2 separate regions of the Homo sapiens genome follow, and region 2 is linked to region 1. A link is an interaction called in ENCODE POLR2A ChIA-PET data of the cell type or tissue named here. Cell type or tissue: PC-9. All regions are shown on one strand. Links, peaks and the distances in the headings refer to the core of each region. The heading gives the core; the rest is flanking DNA. Region 1 holds the start of MYL11 (myosin light chain 11). Region 2 holds the start of LOC124903679 (a long non-coding RNA gene).

The links. Peaks named below come from ENCODE experiments on the same cell type or tissue, not always from the same donor. Only the 100,000 strongest peaks of a DNase experiment are listed, where the experiment ranks them.
Region 2: POLR2A ChIA-PET joins it to region 1 with 19 read pairs; 3 of 35 experiments call an interaction of 5 or more read pairs at or near these places.

Annotation. Positions count from the first base shown.
Region 1 is chr16:30,374,309-30,382,745 of GRCh38, reverse strand. It overlaps MYL11 (myosin light chain 11), which reads right to left and starts at 7,944. Exons shown (of 7, transcript NM_013292.5): 1 at 7,886-7,944; 2 at 6,834-6,926; 3 at 6,526-6,601; 4 at 6,219-6,323; 5 at 6,048-6,126; 6 at 5,044-5,092; 7 at 4,755-4,950. The coding sequence starts at 7,888. The coding sequence ends at 4,846. It overlaps SEPTIN1 (septin 1), which reads left to right and starts at 185. Exons shown (of 11, transcript NM_001365977.2): 1 at 185-221; 2 at 381-471; 3 at 567-653; 4 at 863-986; 5 at 1,273-1,407; 6 at 1,502-1,619; 7 at 2,713-2,814; 8 at 3,212-3,311; 9 at 3,563-3,728; 10 at 4,046-4,136; 11 at 4,226-4,611. The coding sequence starts at 204. The coding sequence ends at 4,312. It also overlaps a transcript of ZNF48 not described here. RefSeq lists enhancers at 2,819-3,376, 3,377-3,934, 4,106-4,165, 4,556-4,895, 4,744-5,038 and silencers at 3,856-3,965, 4,236-4,575. In PC-9, for the core only: a CTCF peak has its summit at 4,219; DNase peaks (open chromatin) are centred at 3,735, 4,305 and 4,885; H3K4me3 peaks cover 2,739 bases; H3K27ac peaks cover 2,904 bases.
Region 2 is chr16:30,800,758-30,809,194 of GRCh38, reverse strand. It overlaps LOC124903679 (a long non-coding RNA gene), which reads right to left and starts at 6,835. Exons shown (of 2, transcript XR_007065052.1): 1 at 6,725-6,835. RefSeq lists silencers at 3,458-3,547, 3,688-3,747. In PC-9, for the core only: CTCF peaks have their summits at 3,119 and 3,334; DNase peaks (open chromatin) are centred at 2,774 and 3,624; H3K4me3 peaks cover 2,358 bases; H3K27ac peaks cover 1,909 bases.

The DNA of each region.
Region 1 (8,437 bases), core at 98-8,097:
GAGGGTTGAAGGTACGTAGACAGGTGATGGGCAAAGGGGTCCAGGAGGTGGCAACCCCAAGTGTTCTTGGCCTTGGCCTTCCCCACCTCTCTGGGACTGGGCCAGTTTGAGCATCTCAGCTGCCTCTTCTGCCCGCCCCCTTGTTAGCCGCACTCAGCTTCCTGCCCCACCAGAGGAAGTGGGGAGAGACGGCAGGTGCAGTGATGGCTGGCGGAGTCATGGTGAGTCCTTACACCCAGAAACCTGGGCATCTCGGCCCCCAGCCCCCATGCCTGGGGTCCCCAGACCCCACTGACTCTTCCTAGCCCAGGAACTCAAGTGATCCTGGGGACCCTGCCTGCCATTGCCAGCAGCCTCATATTGTCCACCCCCATCCATAGGACAAGGAGTACGTGGGTTTTGCTGCCCTCCCCAACCAGCTGCACCGCAAGTCTGTCAAGAAGGGGTTTGACTTCACGCTAATGGTGGCAGGTCTGGGGGTTTTGGAGAGGGAACTGCGGAGGGGATGTCCTTAGGAGGCCCTGGCTGTCCCCTCCCCTGACCAGTTGGGCCTGTTCTGTCCACAGGGGAGTCAGGCCTAGGGAAATCCACCCTCATCAACAGCCTCTTCCTCACCAACCTCTATGAGGATCGCCAGGTGCCAGAGGCCAGTGGTAAGACCCTCCCCACCCTCTTGAGGCAGTAGCCCCTGTCCCCAGGTTACACCCTAGTCTTTTCCATCTGGGGACTCAGGTAGTTGACTGCTTTTTTTCTGAGACTTTCCTCCCCTGGGAAATGGGTGCAGGCAACTGTGATATTGACAAAGGAAATTAATTCTGCCTCAGAGCCTCCCCGGATCCCTGACCTCTCCCCCATCCCACAGCTCGCTTGACACAGACCCTGGCCATTGAGCGCCGGGGCGTAGAGATTGAGGAAGGGGGTGTGAAAGTGAAGCTGACCCTTGTGGACACACCTGGCTTTGGGGACTCAGTGGACTGCTCTGACTGGTGAGGAAGAGGAAAGGGGACAGAGGCTCAGCCTTTCACAGTGGCGACTCCCTGGAGAGTTACAGGACTGGTTTGTGCTGGCTCCCTATCTCAAAAGGTGGTGTCTGTTTCAGAGGGCCACTGGGTCCCTGTGCTTCTTGATGACTCACCTAGGCCCCCACCAGTTCCCCTTAATGTCTTTGGAGGGAGCCAAAGAAATGACATTCTACTCCCACAGTCCTGGCTAGCCTTGCCCCCTGCCCTCTGGCCTTTGATCTCTGACCTCACATCCTCTCCCCACACCCAGCTGGCTTCCGGTGGTGAAATTCATCGAGGAGCAATTTGAGCAGTACCTTAGGGATGAGAGTGGCCTGAACCGGAAGAACATCCAGGACTCCCGAGTCCACTGCTGCCTCTACTTCATCTCACCCTTCGGCCGGGGGTCTGGTGGGGGGATCCTGGGGGCTGGCGCATTTAGGGAGGGCTGGGGGGTCTCTGCCCCCTGAGGCTGGGCAATGACCAATCCCTGGGTGCAGGCTCCGGCCCCTAGATGTGGCCTTCCTCCGGGCAGTACACGAGAAAGTCAACATCATCCCAGTCATTGGCAAAGCGGATGCTCTGATGCCCCAGGAAACCCAGGCCCTCAAGCAGAAGGTGTGAGTGATGACCTCTGACCTTTGACCCCATGTGAAGCCAAACCTGATTTCAGCTTAGACTTCTTTGATCTTGAAGTGGCCTTTCTGGAGCATGGTGCATCAGGCTAGATTGTAGGAGAAGCTTCTGAGGAAGGCGGGTGGTAAGCCGCCAGCATAGCCATGTCTCTGAAGGCTCAAAATAGGCTACATATGCAGCCCCCGGGCTAGATGCCTGGCTGAGGCCTATTTGAGGGCAGGAGCATAGACATGAGAACATAGTGACTTCCCTCTGGCCCCCACCCCGTGTCTTCAGAGCCCTTTCCCACTGTTTCTGCTTATATCTCTCTCGGCCTCTCTTTCTCTCTCTTTTTTTTTTTAGATAGAGTCTCACTCTGTGGCCCAGGCTGCAGTACAGTGGCAAGATCAGAGCTCACTGCAGCCTCGAACTTGTAGGCGCAAGTGATCCTCCTGCCTCAGCCTCTTGAGTAGCAGGGACTATAGATGAACACCACCATGCCTGGCTAACTTAAAAAATATTTTTTTGGCTGGGCTTGGTGGCAGACACCTGTTAATCCCAGCACTTTGGGAGGCTGAGGTCAGTGGACTGCTTGAGCTGAAGAGTTTAAGACAAGCCACGGCAACATGGTAAAACCCCATCTCTACAAAAAGTACAAAAACCAGCCAGGTGTGGTGGTGTGCACTTGTAGTCCCAGTTACTCAGGAGGCTGAGATGGGAGGATCACCTGAGCCTGAGAGGTTGAGGCTGCAGTGAACCAAGATGGAGCCACTGGACTCCAGCCTGGGTGATAGAGTGAAACCTTGTTTCAAAATATATGTGTATATTTGTTGTAGAGATGGGATCTAGCTATATTGCCCAGGCTTCTCCTGGTCTCTTAATGTCTGCCCCATCTTAGAATCTTGTGTTTCTCACCATCTATGTCTCTGAGATTTTGTTTTTGTCTTCCTGTATGTCCATCTCTCCCCATCTCTGTCTTTCATGTCTTTCTCTCTGTCTCTGACCACCCAGTATCTCTGTGTCTCACTGTCTCTGGTCATGAAATGTCTGTCATTGTGGCCCGTTTCACACTGTCTCTATATCTGTTTCCCCTGAGATCCGGGATCAGTTGAAGGAAGAGGAGATCCACATCTACCAGTTCCCCGAATGTGACTCTGATGAAGATGAAGACTTCAAGAGGCAGGATGCAGAGATGAAGGTGTGGGAAACAAAGAAGGAAGGCAGGCCGGGCACGGTGGCTCACGTCTGTAATCCCAGCACTTTGGGAGGCTGAGACGGGAGGATCCCCTGAGGTCAGGAGTTCCAGACCAGCCTGGGCAACATGGCGAGACCCCACCTCTACTAAAAATACACAAATTTGCCAGGTGTGATGGTGGGCGCCTGTAATTCCAGCTACTCGGGAGGCTGAGGCAGGAGAATCACTTGAACACTCCAGCCTGGGCAATGGAGTGAGACCCTGTCTCAAAAAAAAAAAAAAAAAAAAAAAAAAGAGGAAGGGGCAGGAAGCAGAGGAGGCGGGTGTGGAGATTGAAGCTGGGAAAGAGAAAGTTTCTGCCGTGTGAGCCAATGGTGAACCCCTGCCCCCTGCCCTCCAGGAAAGCATCCCTTTTGCAGTCGTGGGATCATGCGAGGTGGTGAGGGATGGCGGGAACCGGCCGGTGAGGGGACGCCGCTACTCCTGGGGGACCGTGGAGGGTGAGTGAGGCCAGGCAGGGGTCCTAAGGCCAGCAGGGAGCCCGGGGCCTCTGGGTCAGGCGCACTCAACATGTGAAGTTGGGGTGGGCTTTGGTCCCAGGGGATCCTAGGAGGAAAGGGGGGTCGCTGGGCTGCAGACCGCGGACCCTCCGCTAGAGTGGCAGCAGGACTTTCCTGTAGACCCGACCCTTACGGGTGGGTTGGACCCGAAACTCCCTGACGTTCGCTGGTCCGCGCCGCCCCCCCTCCAGTGGAGAACCCACATCACTGCGATTTCCTGAACCTGCGACGGATGCTGGTGCAGACACACCTGCAGGACCTGAAAGAGGTGACGCACGATCTGCTCTACGAGGGCTACCGGGCCCGCTGCCTACAGAGCCTGGCCCGGCCTGGGGCTCGCGATCGAGCCAGCCGCAGGTGAGACCCGGGGCGGACAGTATCAGAGCCTCCAAGGTCCCGCCTCACCCATGACCCCGCCCTGAGGACTCGTCCCCACCACCCGTGACTCCGCCTTCACCACTCAGACTTCTCTCTCCCTCCCTCCCTCCCTCCCTCCCTCTCTCCGTCTCTCCCTCTCTCCCCCTCTCTCCCCACCCGCTTTGCCTCCGGCCCTAACCTCAAGGAACTGGCTCCGCCTCCTAGACCCCAACCTCGCCCCAGGCCCTGCCTCCTGGGCCTCACCCACAACCTCAGGTCCCGCTCCTGATTCCTGTCCCCTTCCCACTGTCCCGCAGTAAGCTTTCCCGCCAGAGCGCCACAGAGATCCCGCTGCCCATGCTGCCTCTGGCGGACACCGAGAAGCTGATCCGCGAGAAAGACGAAGAGGTGAGCACGCACCTCGCTTCCCCCCGACCGATGCCCCAGGTCCCCCTCTGGCTTCGCCAGGTCACCGCCTGCAATCTCGCCCTGCACAGCTGCGCCGCATGCAAGAGATGCTGGAGAAGATGCAGGCCCAAATGCAGCAGAGCCAGGCCCAGGGCGAGCAGTCAGACGCCCTCTGAGGCCACGCCCCGCCCGGCCTTACCTCGGCTCCGCCTTCAGTCGGCCTCTTGTCCAATCCCCGCGCCCCACACTGCCCAGCGCCCCCCGGGACCTCCGCGGGTGCCGCCCTCGCGCGGGCTAGGGGGAGGTTCTCCCAGCCTGAGTCCGTAGCCCCGCCCCGGCGCTGGTCCCGCCCACCCAGACACCGCCCACTTCCCGGCCCGGGGCCTGCACAATCTCCGACCGCATCACTGTCTTCCGGAGTCCCCCTTCTTCTCCCAGACTCTGTCTTCAATAAAAACTGAGCTTCCCGCGGCCACGCGAGCCTTCTCCTTCCTTGCGGAAAAAGGCGGCGGGCGTAGATTGTGGGGCCGACCCCCGCAGGCCTCCAGGCCGCATCCATTCATTTGTGGGGCGCTCCCACCTGAGGCCCTCGCGCAGACACTCTGAAGGCGCCGCCCATAAGAAACAAAGATCAGTTAAATTTTATTGGGAGCCGGGGTGGAGGTCGGGCCGAACAGAAGCGTCGGGCAGCGGAGGCCCGCGGGTGCCCCTACTCCTGGTCCTTGGCGTCGCCGTGCGTGATGACGTAGCAGATGTTTTTGTAGTCGACGTTGCCGCCCACGTCGGGGGGGAAGGCCGCCCACATGTTCTTGATCTGGGGAAAGACGTAGGGGCGTCTCGCACAGGCCCTTAGTCTCCCCGGCCCCAGCCCCTTTGCTGCTCCGGCCCCGCCCCGGTCCCCACTCACCTCCTCCTGGGAGAAGCGGTCACACTGCGTGGTCAGCAGCTCCTCCAGGCTGGAGAGAGGTGACACAAGGGGAGTTGCGATTGGGTTCCTGGTTCCTTTCCACTCCCTCGCACCTCATCCCCGATGCCAGCCCCAGCCTCCCCTGAAAACCCAGGTCACTCTACTTCCTTCATTGGCCTCCCAGACACTCGCTTTTGCCCTCTCCGCCCACATTTGCTGTGAAAATGCAATCTTACCGCCCATTACCACAATCTTAACTACTCCCTTACCTCTGGCAGTGCCTAACCCTTCGTAGGAATTTTTGGGTTTTTGTTTGTTTTGAGACAGGGTCTCACCCTGTCGCCCAGGCTGGAATGCAGTGGTTTGATCACGGCTCACTGCAACCTGGAACTCTTGGGCTCAAGGGATCTTCCTGCCTCAGCCTCCGGAGTAGCTGGGACTATAGGTGTTTGCCACCACTCCCGCGAATTTTTTTTTTTCTTTTTTTTGGAGACGGAGTTTTGCTATTGTCGCCCAGGTTGGAGGGCAGTGGCGTGATCTTGGCTCACTGCAACCTCCGACTCCAGGGTTCAAGCGATTCTCATGTCCCAGTCTCCCTAGTAGCTGGGACTACAGGCGCCCGCCACCACGCCCAGCTAATTTTTGTATTTTTAGTAGAGACGGGGTTTCACCGTGTTGGCCAGGCTGTTCTTGGACTCCTGACCTCACATGATCCGCCCGCCTTGGCCTCCCAAAGTGCTGGGATTACAGGCATGAGCCACTGTGCCCGGCCAGCCCACGAATTTTTTAGTTAAGTTTTTAGAAACAGGGTCATGCTGTGTTATCCAGGCTGATCTCAAACTCCTGTCCTCAAGTAAATCCTCCTGCCTCTGCCTCCCAAAGCACTGGGATTATAGGCCTGAGCCACAGGGCCCAGCCTTGGTAGAAATTTAAGGAGGCTGTCAGTGTGGGAGCAGCTGGTGGAGTGGGGGAAGGGTCGGAAGGGTGGGGGAGCCGATGCTTACAACTTCTTCTTGATGGTGCCCTTTCCCTCAGGGTCCAAGACCTTGAAGGCTCCGGTGATCACATCCTCAGGGTCGGCACCTGTGGGGGTCAGAGGGCACATGAAGCTGATGGGTCCCTGAAGGGTCTGGGAAAAGGCAGCCGGGGCCTTGGACCCAGGACACTCCACTCACCCTTGAGCTTCTCCCCGAACATGGTCAGGAAGACGGTGAAGTTGATGGGACCGCTGGCTTCCTTCATCATGGCATCCAACTCCTCATTCTTCACATTGAGGCGGCCTGGAGGGGGTTGGGGGAAGCATGGGCTGGAGCAGGCTCCTGGGGCCGGGCCTGCGCTTCCCACTAATTCAGCTGATCCCATTCATTTTTCAGCTGGGTAGACTGAGGCCCAAGGTGGAGCTGACAGGGCTGGAACCCAAGGCCACTGAATTTCCTAGACTCTGCAGCCTTGAATATTCCCACCTGGGGGTAGGGGGCTCACCCATGGCTGCGAAGGTGTCCCGAAGGTCCTCCTTGTCTATAATACCATCACGGTTCTGGTCGATCACAGTGAAGGCCTGGGGAGGGCCGTGGTGGGGAGGGTTAGGTCCCCCATGGCCCAGCCTCAGCATCCCTACCCCAGGAGGATCAGATGCTGGCTCTCAGCCAACTGTCCTCTTCCACCCCAAGCAGAGAGGGGAGGAAGGAATTCTAAACCTTTCCCCTCCTTCAAGCAGGTGCACATTCCAGGGAGAGGGCCAGCAGGGCTGCTTTTGGTCAGCCTTCCAGTTTCCCCGTCCCCTCACCCACCTCTTTGAACTCCTGGATCTGAGTCTGGTCGAACATGGAGAAGACGCTGGAGCTTCCGCCCTCTACTGTCCTTCTCTTGGCCCTCTTGGGTGCCTGGAGGGTGAGGGTTGAACAAAGGGGCCCATGGACCAGTCCCTCCACCTCTCTGGGGGCAATGGATTAAGAGTCAGAATTCTTCGAGTCCCTGTTCCTAAAGCAGCCCTTTGGCCTGAGTCTCCCCTTCCTTGGGACCTCTTTGCTGAGGGGGCTTGCTTTGATTGCATTCCCCAAATTCCCGTCTGTGGCTCCTGGGTCTCCAACTCTCCATCCCCCACAATGGGTGGAAGCTTCCTTATCTTCTCAGTGTCCTGAGCCTAGCTCCTCTGAGCCTCAGACTTGCTGTGTGACCCCAGCCACTCATTTGCCCTGTTTGAGCCTCTACTTTTCTTTTCTTTTTTTTTTTTTTTTTGAGACAGAGTCTTGCTCTGTCACCCAGGCTGGAGTGCGGTGCTGCGATCTCGGCTTACCGCAACCTCTGCCTCCCGGGTTCAAGCGATTCTTATGCCCCAGCCTCCGTAGTAGCTGGGATTACAGGCATGCACCACCACGCCCAGTTAATTTTTGTATTTTTAGTAGAGACGGGGTTTCGCCTGTTGGCCAGGCTGGTCTCGAACTCCTGGCTTCAAGTGATCCAACCACCTTGGCCTCCCAAAGTGCTGGGATTACAGGCGTGAACCACAGCACCTGGCCTGAGCCTCTACTTTCTCATTTGTAAAATGGGATGGGAGTTATTGCCTGGCTGGTGCCAGAGGGCCTTAGGAAGATGGAGTACAGGAATGAATGGATCAGGCTTTGAGAGGGACTGGGCCCCTGTGAGTTGAATGTCTGGGCGGATTATCATTGATTGGATCCTTTAGGCCATCACACAGTCTGTTTTCCATCAGTGATGCCGAGAAAGAGATGAGCATCCTTTTAACTTTTTGTTGGACTGGGAACCAGCTACTTTCTTTCAAAGGGTGAGGCTGCCCTGAGGTCTAAGGGATCTGGGCAGGGGTTGGAGGATTCTCACTCACCATGTCTTCAGTCTCCGGGGGGCAAGGCAGCGGCTCCGGCTGGAAAGAAGCAAGGAGTCAGCATGGGGCAGTCCCTCTGGGGTTATATAGTCCTGCCCCAGGGAGCCCTTAACATACCAAGGTAACCTTAGCCCTGCGGGTGCCCACCCCAGATACCAAAATAGCCCAACTCAGGGCCTCTCCTTTCTTGGAGGGCTGGCAGCAGCTGGAGCCCAGCGGGGAGGAAGGGGGGAGCATGTCTTGCGATGCATGTCTCACTAGGGCCTGGGCAAGAAGAGATGTTCTTTCTCCCAAAGAGGGGCTGGAATGTGCCAGAGTTTAGAGGGGACGCAACCCAAGGCATCATTCTGGGAGATAAATGAACCAGATCCTGTACCCCTGAGTGGGGTGGGCTCAGATTTAAACCCAGTAAACGTCTGGGTGCAGTGGTTCACACCTGTAATCCCAGCACTTTGGGAAGCTGAGGCAGGAGGATTGCTTGAGGCCAGGAGTTCAGGACCAGCCTGGGCAACATAGTGAGACCCCTGTCTCCCTTTTTTTTTTTTTTAGACA
Region 2 (8,437 bases), core at 312-8,311, 430 kb before region 1:
AGGCGTGTGTCACCATGCCCAGCTAATTTTTTTTTTTTTTTTTTTTTTTTTGTAGAGACAGGGTCTCACTATGTTGCCTAGGCTGGTCTTGAACTCGTGGGCTCAAGTGATCTGCCTGCCTTGGCCTCCCAAAGTGCTGGGATTACGGGCATGAGCCACCACGCCCAGCCTGGAAAGTCTTAAAATAATTTTGTAAACCTGACAGATTTATGGCTGGGAGGCAAGGGAGATAAAGAGGCCAATTTTTCACTTGTGTGGACACATCTAAAATAACTCTGGGTACAAGGAGAGAACATCTAGAATGACGCTTGGACAGTGAGAGACTAGGGCCATGGACCCACAACTCATACATTAACAGTTTCTTTGACTGGCTTATTTCATGGAGACACAGAAGACAGGGTGAATGCTAGACAACTCTCTGACTACCAGGACTGCCTTCTGATCCAAGCTCAGTGTCATTTTAAATTTTGCAAAACTGGCTGGGCGCAGTGGCTCACGCCTGTAATCCCAGCCCTTTGGGAGGCCGAGGCAGGCGGATCACCTGAGGTCAGGAGTTCGAGACCAGCCTGCCCAACATGGCGAAACCCCGTCTCTACTAAAAATACAAAAAATTAGCCAGGCGAGGTGGTGGGCATCTGTAATCCCAGCTACTCAGGAGGCTGAGGCAGGAGAATTGCCTGAACCCGGGAGGCAGAGGTTGCATTGAGCCAACATCGCGCCGCTGCACTCCAGCCTGGGCAACAACAGAGAAACTCTGTCTAAAAAAAAAAAAAAAAAAAAAGTGCAAAATTACATAGCATTTTAAGCTTCACTTCCCTCTTCTGTAAAATATGATGACAACACTTTCCTATGTGTAAGGATTCAGTAAGATAAAATGTGAAAGTGGCTGGGAACTGCAGCTCATGCCTGTAATCCCAGGACTTTGGGAGGCTGAGGTGGGAAGATCACTTGAAGTCAGGAGTTTGAGACCAGCCTGGGTAACAGAGCGAGACCCTGTCTCTACAAAAAATTAATTAATTAATTTTTTTTGAGACAGGGTCTCACTCTGTTGCCCAGGCTGGAGTGCAGTGGTGCGATCTTAGCTCACTGCAACCTCTACGTCCTGGATTCAAGCGATTCTCCTGCCTTAGCCTCCTGAGTAGCTGGGACTACAGGCATGTGCCACCCAACCTGGCTAATTTTTTTGTATTTTTAGTAGAGACGGGGTTTCACCATGTTGGCCAGGCTGGTCTCGAACTCCTGACCTCAAGCTATCCACCCACCTCAGCCTCTCAAAGTGCTGGGATTACAGGCTTCAGCAACCCGGCCCAGCCAAAAAATTAATTAAAAAAAACAAAACAAAACAAACAAAAAAAAACAAAAACCAGGCCGGGCGTGGGGCTCATGCCTGTAATCCCAGCACTTTGGGAGGCCGAGGTGGGTGGATCACGAGCTCAGGAGATAGAGACCATCCTGGCTAACACGGTGAAACCCCGTCTCTACTAAAAAAATACAAAAAAATTAGCCGGGCGCGGTGGCGGGCGCCTGTAGTCCCAGCTACTCGGGAGGCTGAGGCAGGAGAATGGTGTGAACCCGGGAGGCGGAGCGTGCAGTGAGTGGAGATGGCGCCACTGTACTCCAGCCTGGGTGACAGAGCGAGACTCTGTCTCAAAAACAAAACAAAAACCCAGATGTGGTGGCATGTGTCCATGGTCCTAGCTACTTGGGAGGCTGAGGCAGAAGATTGCTTGAGCCCAGGAGTTTGAGGCTACAGTAAGCTATGATCACACCACTGCATTCCAGCCTGGGGGAAAGAATGAGGCCCTATCTCTAAAAAAAAAAAAAGAAAGAAAGAAAGAAAAGAAAAGAAAAAAGAAAAAGAAAAAAATGTGAAAGCATCTGTCGTTCTCTGGCACACACTAGGTGCTTGATGCCTTTGATGCCTATCAATTTCCCTCTCTGTCCTTTCTTTGGGAAACTACTTCTCCCAATATAACTTCAAGAGTTTGAAGTTGTATTTTTTTTTTTTTTTAATTGAGACGGAGTCTTGCTCTGTCGCCGAGGCTGGAGCGATCTCGGCTCACTGCAAGCTCCGCCTCCCGGGTTCACGCCATTCTCCTGCCTCAGCCTCCGGAGTAGCTGGGACTACAGGCGCCCGCCACTACGCCCGACTAATTTTTTTGTATTTTCAGTAGAGACGAGGTTTCACCGTGTTAGCCAGGATGGTCTCGATCTCCTGACCTCGTGATCCCCCCGCCTCGGCCTCCCAAAGTGCTAGAATTACAGGCATAAGCCACCATGCCCAGCTAATTTTTGTATTTTTAGTAGAGATGAAGTTTCGTCATTTGGCCAGGCTGGTCTCGAGCTCCTGACCTCAAGTGATCCGCCTGCCTCAGCCTCCCAAAGTGCTGGGATAACAGGCTTTAGCCATCGCGCCTGGCCATTGGCTCCAATAAAAAAAAGAAAAAGAAAAAGAAAAGAAACACTCTTTGCCAGTTGAAACACATTTCCCAGTTGCATCTGCCAATCTGTGACCTCTACTTAGGGAACCAAGATAGATCAGGTTAGAGAGGTAGGCTTGAGCCAGGTTTCAAATCCTCTTGAGAGGTGGGCTTGAGCCAGGTTTCAAATCGTCTTGAATGCCAAGCTGAGTTTTGACTTGAACTCACAGGCAGTGAGTAAATCACTAAAAGGTATTTTTGGAACGAGGGGTGGCCTGAGGCAAGGATTTGGGGACTCCTTGTAGTGGAGTTTCACGTGAAATAAAAGGGAGAGGCAGGCAAGGTTGCAGGTTGTTGCAACGACACAGGTTTGCGGCAGTACGGCTGAGGGAGGGCTGGAAAGACGGGTTGGATGGAAAAGATGAAGCATAAAAGTATGGTCAAGGGAGGACGAGGGAAGCGGACGGAAAGCAGGAGAGAAAAACTGAGGTTCCGATTTGATTGAGAATGAACCCTCTCTCGGGAGGAGGGGCCAGGTAGTTTAGTTTGGTGCTGGTAGTGCTGAGTTTGAGAAGCTGACCCCAAAATCTGGTCTTGACCGCAACACGGAGTGGGGCCTGAGCTCCTCGGTGCAGCCCCAGCTCCGCTACTCGCTGCTGAACGACCTTGGACGAGCCCATGTCTAAATCAGACTTGATAAAGGAGTCGCCTCTAAGGAGGAACTGGGATCCCCTCCTTCCCAGGCTGGTGCTCGGGAGGGTGGAGGATGGAAGGAGCGGGTCCTTCCCCCAGGGAGCTCGGGGTCTACAGCAGGGCGGGGAAGCGGCCCTTCCAGAAGAGGCAGGAGAGGGTCGCTCCCTCGGCCAGCCTCGGGCCGCCTGGGCTTTACTGGGAAAAGCAGCCGAGGTCCTGGAAGAGTCGCGCCCCGCGGCCCCCGAGGAGAGCCGCGGCCCTCTCCTTGCCTCCCCAGCGCCTGATTCTCCCTTGCTGGAATTCGGGAGTCAGGGATGCCTTTGGGGAATCCCTTCCCCTCCTTCGGTCCTCGGCACTGCCTCTGAGCTCGGAGGCCCCGGTCGCCTGGGCCCGGACGCCGGCCCGGACGCCAGCCCGGGAAGCAGCAGGTCAGGAGCGGGAGCCGGAGCCAAAGCTGGACCCAGGCCGGAAGTGCGGCGCCCTCCGTGGGCCTCTCTAGGAGCGGAGGCGACCGCGTCTCAGTGGGAATAACCCCTTCAGCTCCGGGAGGCCGTCGCCGCGTGAGGTGTTCGCTCGCTTTCCTCCTGAGAAGGGCCGAATGATGGCCGCTAGTCACTCTGGGGACATTTGGAGGATTGAATGCCTGTAACCGCGCAGGGCCCACGGCCTGGGTTTCCATCCCCGATCCGCCTCATGGCTGAGCTCCTCGGACAAGTTATTCAACCTCTCTGAGTCACAGCTTTCTTCCTTGCAAGGGGTTGCTGTAAGGATTCCATGAATTAATGCATGTGCAGCACTCAGAAGAGAGGCTGGACCCCGCGTGGTGGCGCGCGCCTGTGATCCCAGCACTGGGAGGCCAAGGCGGGAGGATAGCGTGAGCCCAGAGGCTTGAGGCTGCAGTGAGCTATGATCACGCCACTGCATTGCAGCCTGGGTGACAGTGAGACACTGTCTGGAGGGGAAACAAAAAAGCTATATATCATTTTTTTCCATTATTTATACTCTGCTATAAAAGAACTTTTGGTGGAGGGTCACGTTTGAGACATGAGAATAAGAAACATGATAAAAATGATAGTAATAACTGCTATTTACTGAGAGCCTTCTGTGTGCTAGGTTCCTTACACACCTTATCTCTATAACCTCAGGGCAATTCTGTGAAGGGAATGTTAATATTATTCCCATTTTATGGATTAAGAAACGGGTTAGGCCAGGCGTGGTGGCTCACGCCTGTAATCCCAGCACTTTGGGAGGCCGAGGCAGGTGGATTACAAGGTCGGGAGTTCAAGACCAGCCTGGCCAACGTGATGAAACCCCCTCTCTACTGAAAGTATAAAAATTAGCCGGGTGTGGTGGCGGGCGCCTGTAATCCCAGCTACTTGGGAGGCTGAGGCAGGAGAATCGCTTGAACCCAGGGGGCAGAGGTTGCAGTGAGCCGAGATCACACCACTGCACTCCAGCCTGGGCGACAGAGTGAGGCTCCGTCTTAAAAAACAACAACAACAATAAACGGGTTAATGGCCAGGTGCGGTGGCTCATGCCTATAATCCCAGCACTTTGGGAAGCCGAGGTGGGCGGATCACGAGGTCAGGAGTTTGAGACAAGCCTAGCTAACATAGTGAAACCCCATCTCTACTAAAACTACAAAAATTAGCCAGGCATGGTGGCACGCAGCTGTAGTCCCAGCTACTCGGGAGGCTGAGGCAGGAGAATCGCTTGAACCCGGGAGGCAGAGGTTGTGGTGAGCCGAGATCTCGCCACTGCATTCCAGCCTGGGCAACAAAGCAAGACTCCGTATCAAAAAAAAAAAAAAAAAAAATCAGTCACAGTGGCTCATGCCTGTAATCCTAGCACTTTGGGAGGCCGAGGAAGGTGGATCACTTGAGTTCAGGAGTCTGAGACCAGCCTGGCCAACGTGGTGAAACCCTGTCTCTACTAAAAATAAAAAAATTAGCGGGGTGTGGTGGCAGGCGCCTGTAATCCCAGCTGCTCGGGAGGCTGAGGCACGAGAATCACTTGAAACCAGAAGGCGGAGGTTTCAGTGAGCCGACATTGTGCCACTGGACTCCAGCCTGGGTGACAAGAGCGAAACTGTCTCAAAAAAAAAAAAAAAAAAAAAAAACAGGGCCGGGTGTGGTGGCTCACGCCTGTAATCCCAGCACTTTGAGAAGCGAAGGTGGGTGGATCACAAGGTCACGAGTTCAAGACCAGCCTGGCCGAGATGGTGAAACCTCGTCTTTACTAAAAAAAAAAAAAATAGAAAAATTAGCTGGGCATGGTGGCAGACACTTGTAATCCCAGCTACTCGGGAGGCTGAGGCAGGAGAATTGCTTGAACCCAGTGGGCAGAGGCTGCAGTGAGCCGAGGTCATGCCACTGCACTCCAGCCTGGGTGACAGAGTGAGACTCCATCTCCAAAAAACAAAAAGAAAGAAAGAAACAGGTTAATAACTGAGTATATGTCAGAGTCTGATTTGAACTCAAAACTGCCTGATTCCAGAGTGCACAATGCACGATTTTCCCTCTCCTCTGCACTGAATCTCCATTTGGGAAACTTTTTCTGGGAATTCCAAACTAAAGCATCAAACTTGGACATCTAGTTAGTTCAGAGCTGTGCTAAATCACCTAATTCCTACAACAGGATGAAAATCAATCATGAACGGTGCTGCCCCAGAACAGACACCAACTTCATTTAAAAAAGAGCTCACGCCTGTAATCCCAGCACTTTGGGAGGCAAAGGAGGGAGGATTGCTTCAGCCCAGGAGTTCCAGACCAGCCTAGGCAACATAAGGAGACTCAGTCACTACAAAGAGGGGGGAAAAGAAAAAAAAGCCAGCTGTTTTGGCCTGCACCTGTGGTCCCAACTACTCAGGAAGCTGAGGTGGGAGGATCACCTGAGCCCAGGAGGTTGAGGCTACAGTGAGCTATAGTCATGCCACCACACTCCACCCTTGGTGACAGAGTGAAACCCTGTCTAAAAAAAAAAAAAGAAGAAGAAGAAGAAGAGGATCTTGTGACCTTGAAAAGAAGCAAGTTTTAGACAAAGACAGAAAGCTGAAAGGCACTGAGTGTGTGTTTTCAGGATAAAATAAAACCATGCTCTTACGTGCAAGAACAATTACCATCCGGCCTCCCCTTTCATACAGCCCGTGGAGACTTGGAAGAACAGACCTTCCCGCGCAGCCTTTCTTCCTGCTTCCACTGCTCAATGGCTCTCTGGGCAGATTCCACTCCAGTGTTTAGTACTAAAGTCTCCAGCATTTAGTACTACCAGCTCCAGCGTTTAGTACTAAAGGCTCATAGAGTTTGTGGAGGCCTGGAGGAAATAGCCTGTCTTGTCTTCCTTTCATTCCCTCTGGAGCTTGAACCCTAGAGACTTAGCAACTAGACAGTCATGGAGGAGGGCAGGCCAGAAAGTAGGGAGAGCCTGGGGTGAGGACTTTCTCACGGCCGTGCCCTTGGCCATGCTGCTGGCTCTGCCTGGTGTAAGCTTGGAGGGGCAGGGCACTGTCCATCTCATCAGCTCTGCATCCTAACCCTGAGAACAGTGTGGGGCTTTTTCAAGAGGACTCTACAGGTTGTAGTTTAGTCAGGACTGGAACCCAGATTCCTTACCTGCTGGCTGAGGTCTTCACGTTGCATCAGATTCTCTCTGGTGGCCGGGTGTGGTGGTTCACGCCTGTAATCCCAGCACTTTGGGAGGCTGAGGTGGGCAGATCATCTGAGGTCAGGAGTTCGTGACCAGCCTGGCCAACATGGTGAAACCCCGTCTCTACTAAAAATACAAAATCGCAGAGCGTGGTAGCGAGCGCCTGTAATCCCAGATACTCCAGAGGCTGAGGCGGGAGAATCACTTGAACCTGGGAGGCAGAGGTTACAGTGAGCTGAGGACACACCATTGCACTCCAGCCTGGGCAAAAAGAGCGAAACTCCATCTCAAAAAAAAAAAAAATTATCTCGTGTACATGGGCCAGGGTAGCAAATGTCTCATAGAAGGTACACAAGGGTACCAAGAGGAGTACGGCACATCCCTGGATTCAAAGACCATGCACATTTTTTTCTTTTTTTAGAAAAAGACAGGGTCTCACTCTGTCCCCCAGGCTGGAGTGCAGTGGTGGGTCACTGCAGTCTTGACTTTCCAGGCTGAAGCAATCCTCCAACCTCAGCCTCCCAAGTAACTGGGACCACAGGTACCTGCCACCATGTCTGGCTAATTTTTGTATTTTTTAATAGAGACAGGGTCTCACTATGTTGCCCAGGCTGGTCTTGAACACCTGGGCCCAAGCAATCCTCCTACCTCAGCCTCTCAAACTGCTGGAATTACAGGTGTGGGCTACTGTGCCCGGCTGACCATGCACACTTTTCTCTAGCCAGGAAAATCATGCCTGTACAATACAGGGGATATGTTTTCTAACAAGATTTATATTTTTCTGGCTGGGCGCGGTGGTTCATGCCTGTAATCCCAGCACTTTGGGAGGCCGAGGCGGGCAGATCACTTGAGGTCAGGAATTTGAGACCAGCCTGACCAACATGATGAAACCCCATGTCTACTAAAAATACAAAAAAACTAGCTGAGTGTGGTGGCGCACACCTGTAGTCCCAACTACTCAGGAGGCTGAGGCAGGAGAATTGCTTAAACCAGGATACAGAGGTTGCAGTGAGCCGGGAGCAAGCCACTGCACTCCAGCCTGGGTGACAGAGGGATACCCTTTCTCTCTCTAAAAAAAAGAAATGAAAAGAAAAAAAAAGTGTGCATGGTCTTTGAATCTAGGACATGCCATACTCCTCTTGGTGCCCTCGTGTACCTTCTGAGATACTTGCTGCCCTGGCCATGTTACACCTGAGAGAATTTGATGCAATGTGAAGGATCCCCCCCACTTTTTTTTTTTTTTTTTGAGACAGTCCCACTCTGTCAACCAGGCTGCAGTGCAGTGGCTTGTTCTCGGCTCACTGCAACCTTTGCCTCCCGGCTCCAGCAATTCTCCTGCCTCAGCCTCCCAAGCAGCTGGGACTACAGGCATGTGCCACCGTGCCTGGCTAATTTTTGCATTTTCTTAGCAGAGACGGGGTCTCACCATGATGGCTAGGCTGGTCTCAAACCCCTGGCCTCAGGTGATCTGCCCGCCTTGGTCTCCCAAAGTGCTGGGTGGCGTGAGCCACCCCGTCTGGCCACTCTTTTTCACTTTTTAAATTTTTTTGTAGAGATGGGGGTCTCACTATGTTGCCCAGGCTGGTTTTGAACTCCTGGCCTCAGGAGATCCTCCCACCTCAGCTCTTTTTCACCTTTTATATTTTGAAAAAGAATTCATGGCCGGGCGTGGTGGCTCA